Regions from separate parts of the Homo sapiens genome. Here region 1 is linked to region 2. A link is a loop called in an ENCODE intact Hi-C map of the cell type or tissue named here. Cell type or tissue: gastrocnemius medialis. All regions are shown on one strand. Each heading gives the region's core, and the rest is flanking DNA. Links, peaks and the distances in the headings are about the cores only.

Region 1 (2,920 bases), core at 224-2,723, 180 kb before region 2:
TAAATGTATTGAGTGCTGAGGAAAAGGGAAGCTAAAATTCCTAGGACTAATTTTTGACAATCCAAACCTTCATATATACCACTCTCTGAAATATGTTTGTCCACAATTGTTTTCAGTGTTATCAACATTTAAGGATTGTGATTTTTTTTTGTCTACATTTGATGAATACTTGGATTTTGGCTTTCATTCCACACCCAGAATGTATTATATACATGTGTGTGAATGCATATATATGAATAATTGTGCAAACCATATCTTACAGTAGGTAATTCATCTATCTTTATTTTTAGAATTTTACAAAACATATTGCAATAAATATTAAAAATCAGAACTGAAAATATCACAAACCTATTAAGATTAAGGTTTATTTGTATTATTCTTTATAAAGTGAATGAAGCATTTGTTAATGTCAACATTTTTGTTATTTAATTGCCTAGCTCAGTGCAAAAGGACAGCTTTAAATATATATTTCTTCAAATGGTGAACTAATCATCATTTAAATGGCATTTGCCTTTGCTTAACATGGCTTCCTGGTTCTCAGATAAGGCTAAAATGAAAATGAAATTCTTGATCCATCCACTGCTATTTTTTTTTTGGTGCAAAAAAGTCATATTAATAAGAACCTTAAACTGATAGGAAATATGTCCAGCCCTGGATGTAGTTAACAATCTAATTAAAAGGACAATTTGGCAATTGATATGCTATCAGAAAAGAGAAAGTGAGAGAGAAAGAGAGAGACAGAGAGAGAGAGAAAGAAAAGGCAGGAGAAAACCCAGGGCCTGGCAACAAATTTGTCTCTTAAATGCTCACTTTCAAGTGTGTCTGGTTTCTAGTGCAGTTTGTTTCAGAAGGGATCAATTTTTTCCCCTTTTCCCTATTCTACTTTTGCACTGGTATTGTCTGAATCCCAGAGTGAGCAGCAATACATCATCTTGCTTCAACATCTGCTAGAGCCCCCTCTCCTCCTAATCTGCCCAGATCCCCAAAGCCTTTTCCACCTGCTATAGCGCCAAATGCTCATTACAGCATACAGCTATGCCCTTCATTGTCCTTTCTCCCAGATCCTCAAGGTTAACATGGAACAATGACTATTATTAAGTGGGGGCTTCAGGAATATAAAAGCAGACTGGGCAAGGAGAGAGAGGGTGGGGCAGTGGAAGCATTGGGTAGCATGCCAGGAGAGCTGGCAGGAAAGAGCTGCTAGAAAGCTGTGGCCAATTTTCCAGTCGAAACATGAGTCACTGAATAGAGATGCCCTAGACATAAATAGCTTCCCTGTTCATTGCCCAGGACAAGCAGAGACCACACCCTTCAGTGGTTTTGTGTCAGGGTACTTTTGGATATGGCTTTGAGCAACTAGCGCAGGAAGAGAGATAAAAATGGCCAATTTGAGAAGGCTGGCAAGTCTAGAAGTTGTGTTTACTCCTTGGCCAACTGTAAATTGTAACCAATTGGAAGTTGTTCTACGTCTTTTTTTAATACAAATCACCAACCTGTTCCTTCTATTTGCATCATCACACCAACCACCAATGGAAAATCTGAGACACATTAGCTTAGACTGCTTAGAAAACAATGAAATTCAGAATCTCTCTGACTGTATTCATTTAGATTATCATAGAATCTGAATTATTTTTAAAGGAATCTAATGGTTGGGGGAGGCAGCTTTACTTTAGATTTCCTGTCTTTGGCAGCTGTGTACCTCACTCCCAGATGCCATACTTGGTGCAATTTCCTTTTAGTTTTGTAGGAGATATTTTAAGAAGTTAAACACTGTTTCCTCAGTGACATTCATAGGGATGATCTAGATAAACCACATGAATGTCAGCTGGCCTCTAGCAGAATTGGCCAGCTCTGTCCTGGACATCCTTTCCTGTTAACGCACCCTTGGACAATGTCTCCAGCAGGATCAAGTCGCTCCCTGTTGCTCTTCCTCTCCTGGAAGTAGTATAAAACCACGGGTTCCCTCTAAGGCCACCTAGTAAAATTTTACTTGCTTCCACCACCCAGAACCCCAAGGAAGTGTGTTAACCATCCCATAGCCACAAAATGTGCTGATCTAAATAAAACACAGGCCATCCAGCTCAGTGTTCTAGCCAACACACTGGAGGGGCTGAACAAGATCTCATTAATAAAATCAGTTAGGTGTAAAACAACCTGGGCTAGATAAAGTCAGAGTTTGTTTACTTACTCCACTAATGACAACACACCTAAACTGTCAGACTTAACACTAGGAAGAGTGTTATAGTTCCCTTTTCTATTTTAAAATCCAAGTTTGAAAGTCACAACTAAACTTAGATAGACAATTTTTTAATTGCAATTAGGAAATAAGAGAGACACATTGAAAAATAAAAGTTTTTCCTTTCACTTGGATTGATCAAGATACTAGATCTTCGTTGCGGGTTTGTGTGAAGATAGAAAAGTAACTAGAGTTTAGCTAAATGGTGAACATTTCAGGAACATATTCTTAAAAGTTTAAAATTTAAACCTTGTCCTAGACATTTCATATACATTTGCCTCCGTTTTAAGATTGAGAAGTAGTAAGTAAATGCTAATAAAAAGTATTTTATGTGGGTGTAGCTTTATATATAAGTAAAAAATAAGGAGAAAATAGTTTTTACTGAGGTAAATCTTATGGAGCATATGAATGCTTTAAAGTATAGTCCTAGCTCTTTCATAGGCTTGCATTGGAATTGCTATTTCACTGTAATATTGGGAAAGTTTCATTTTACCTCCCTGGGCTTTATTTTTACCTTATAGAATGAGGGTAGAAATGGTATTTCACCTTCCTCAGAAGGTTATTTGAGGATAAATGAAAAAGCTTTGGAAAGTGAAGGTGCCTAGAATGTAGTAAGAGGTCAATCCATTTCAATTGGTATTGTTGCTAATCTATTCTACTTGATGACGTTTGCAAGACATTTTA
Region 2 (2,920 bases), core at 234-2,733:
TCTCAATGTCTGTAAAGTTCCAAAATGGGGAAGAGTAAAGATCAGATTAAAGAATTAACACTTAGTGAAATGGCTAAACTTTGTGTGAAACAGAGCAACCCTAGGGAATACCCTATCTGGATTTTCACAGCCTGTTTACCTTCCCATGACATTTTGAGAGGCTCCTACCACAAGGCTTACACCCCAGACTACAAGGTCTTTGCCTTCTTTATATTTCTTGGTGGGGACCTACCCAGACTGTACTGCCCCACTACTTCATGTTCAGAATCTCTCCTATGGCAATTGCTCTGCAGACCTTTAGCTTGTAGGAGGTTGTGATATGCCTATGGGCTATTTACATAGACATAAACTCAATCTTCTCTTATCTTAATGCTTGCTATTGCTTTTTAGCCTCCAGCAGTTTGCCTCAGGTAATTCTTGATAGCACTTTTCTTTTTCAGATCTCTCTTAGAGCACTGACCCAGGGATTCTTGAGATAACAGTAGCCCCTTTCCATCCTGTTTTAATATGAGCACTCTTTCTAACCTTTGAGGTCATCAAAAGAAGGAGATGTGAAAAGGAAGTGTGGCTTATTTATTTTTCTTTGCAGGCCTCAGACCCAGCTCTTTGAAAATATGGAAATTCTTTACAGCCACTGCGTCAGCCAGTTTTGCCTCAGATAAACTTTGCATCTGAGAAATAAGTCTTTTACTCATTTTTAAAAAGTTTAGTTTTCTTTTTTGTGGTCAGTGTTGTTTAGCGTCATTTTCTTCTCCTTATTTCTCTCTTTGCTTTTATTTCTTCTCTTACAGCACTAGTGTCAGCCCCTGCCAAGTTTCTTTATCATCTGTCTCTATAGCCAGCTTAACTTTTCTGAGCCAATGATACCAAATCAGAATACATATGGGTACTGTCAATCTCACATGGTGCAACTTGGAATTAATTTCTGATGCCTACCAGATATTTAACCCATGAGCAGAGTAAAACTTGGGTGGCCCTGAAGTCTCTAAAGAGCTCCCTCCCTAATTCTCCATTCCCTTTCCTGCTATTTAACTCGAACAGAAAGCCTCAGCATCTGCCTTGAAGCAGAGCGTATCCTTCTGACTTTTCTGAGGCACCTAATTTTATTCTAGGGCTTGGGTCCATGCTTGCATTCCAACCACACTTTTTTATGGTCCTGCCCAGCTTTTGCTAATGCCCTGCTTCCAACCACTTAGTTATTATCTGTTCTCATCCTGCCCTACATGGGGAGGTATCTTCAAATCCAAATGCAGCTGTGCCAGAAAATGCTCTAGAAAACTCCGTGCACACTCCTGAACTTCATCACCATCGCTGCGGGCTCTCACATTTGCTGGGATCCAATGTGAGCTTAAACAATTTCCTCTGTGCACTTTGCCTTCACCTTAGCCAGACACTTGAGCAACCTGGCCGTAGTGAATAAGACTGTGATTCAAGCTCACCACCCCACTATCTTTAGATGATGTTGTTTTAATATGTCCAGCCAAAGCCCAGGTCAAATCACAGTATCTAATCTGGATCCTGTGTATTCTGTCTGCCAAATTTACTTTTCTCTAGATAGTACCTGGCAACCAGCTTATTTCTTCTTTACTCTAAATCGCCCTTTTAAATACACCTCCCTAGATCCCCTTACCACACAACACAATCCAGCTTAACAGAGAACTTAGTTTTTAAAATCTCTGTTTCATTTTTGTTCAATAACTAGTTAGCTAACTCTTAACAAAACACACCTGTATCCACTATGATTTTGGAAGAAGTCTCCCCACCATTTGTTTTGTGGCCTCAAAACTTAAACCTGACCTAAGTATAGTTATGTTTATTGACTACTCACTACTTGCTAGTCACTGTGCTAATAATGCAATACTGGCTTAAATCTCACAATATCCATATTAGGGAAACACAATTCTAACCGTGCTTTCACTGTAAGAGGATTAACTTAGAGAGATTAAGTAATTTTCCTGTGGTCAGCCAAAAGTAAGTGATAAAGTGGAGATTTGAACAGAGTCCTTGCTTTAACCCCAGTTACAATCAGTATTGTATGCCCTGAAAGGAGTGTTCCTTAAGTCCCATTTAAGTATCAGTTTCCTTGGAGATAGTACTTCACTCATTTACCAAAGATTTCTAAGCACCTAGTGCCAATGGCTGTCCTAAGCCCTGGAGACATATCCATTAAAGAGACAGGAGCCATTCAGAACACTCAGTTATAGAGTCAGTTGTTCTGGTATAAGAAGAATCTTCCCCCAAAGTAAGTGTCTAATGCCCTGAGGGAGGTAAGGCTCCTCTACCTCAGGCCTCACAGCACAGCTGGGCACAGCCCATGGAGAATCTATCATGTCAGAACCAGATAGAACAGTTGTGGTCATCTGATTTAATCATCTCGGTTTAGAAATGAAAAAATAAAAATAATCATAACATGCTGAGAATTTAACTTTTTCAAGATTACATAGATTTGTAGTGAAAGACTCACTTCTTAAATACAGTTGCCCCAAATCCCCACCCAGTACTTTCACCAATACATCACACTGTCACCTTGAGAAAGATACAGCACATGTTGAAACCAAAATTTTCCATGGCCATAGGAAAAATTCTCATGACCTTGGATCACTTTATCAGAACAAAACTCCTTCATTTAAGCCATTATCCATGAAGCATTTCTTCTAGAGTTTTTCAAGGTGGTTTCTAACATTTAGGCAATGGGAACTATGTGGGACTTGGACATTTTTCTACTTACTCTAGTGGTGTATGACCTAATACAGTCTCCTGTTAGAAGTGGGAGAAAACTAGAAAACTTACTCCCATTTTTCTTATTGAACCCACTTATTAATAAACATCACCAAAGGTTTCTGTCTTTTCCAGACTCTCTCATTCACACTCATCTAGGCAACATTCTTGGGTTTTCTTTGCCACTGAGAATATTAGGTTA

The links. Hi-C counts contacts between places; a loop is a spot of excess contacts. Peaks named below come from ENCODE experiments on the same cell type or tissue, not always from the same donor. Only the 100,000 strongest peaks of a DNase experiment are listed, where the experiment ranks them.
Region 1: it touches region 2 in a loop (2.5-fold over the local background); 1 of 110 quality-filtered maps calls a loop at or near these places.

What each region holds. Positions count from the first base shown.
Region 1 is chr5:89,456,526-89,459,445 of GRCh38, reverse strand. All of the region lies in intron 8 of MEF2C-AS1 (MEF2C antisense RNA 1), which reads right to left. Among named protein-coding and RNA genes, the nearest start is that of LINC02161, 120 kb to the left of the region's middle. In gastrocnemius medialis, for the core only: no CTCF peak of the experiment used is centred there; DNase peaks (open chromatin) are centred at 1,225 and 1,875; H3K4me3 peaks cover 804 bases; H3K27ac peaks cover 2,190 bases.
Region 2 is chr5:89,279,906-89,282,825 of GRCh38, reverse strand. The region is part of intron 7 of MEF2C-AS1 (MEF2C antisense RNA 1); the gene reads right to left. Among named protein-coding and RNA genes, the nearest start is that of LINC02161, 300 kb to the left of the region's middle. RefSeq lists an enhancer at 2,290-2,459. In gastrocnemius medialis, for the core only: no CTCF peak of the experiment used is centred there; a DNase peak (open chromatin) is centred at 1,405; H3K27ac peaks cover 2,209 bases.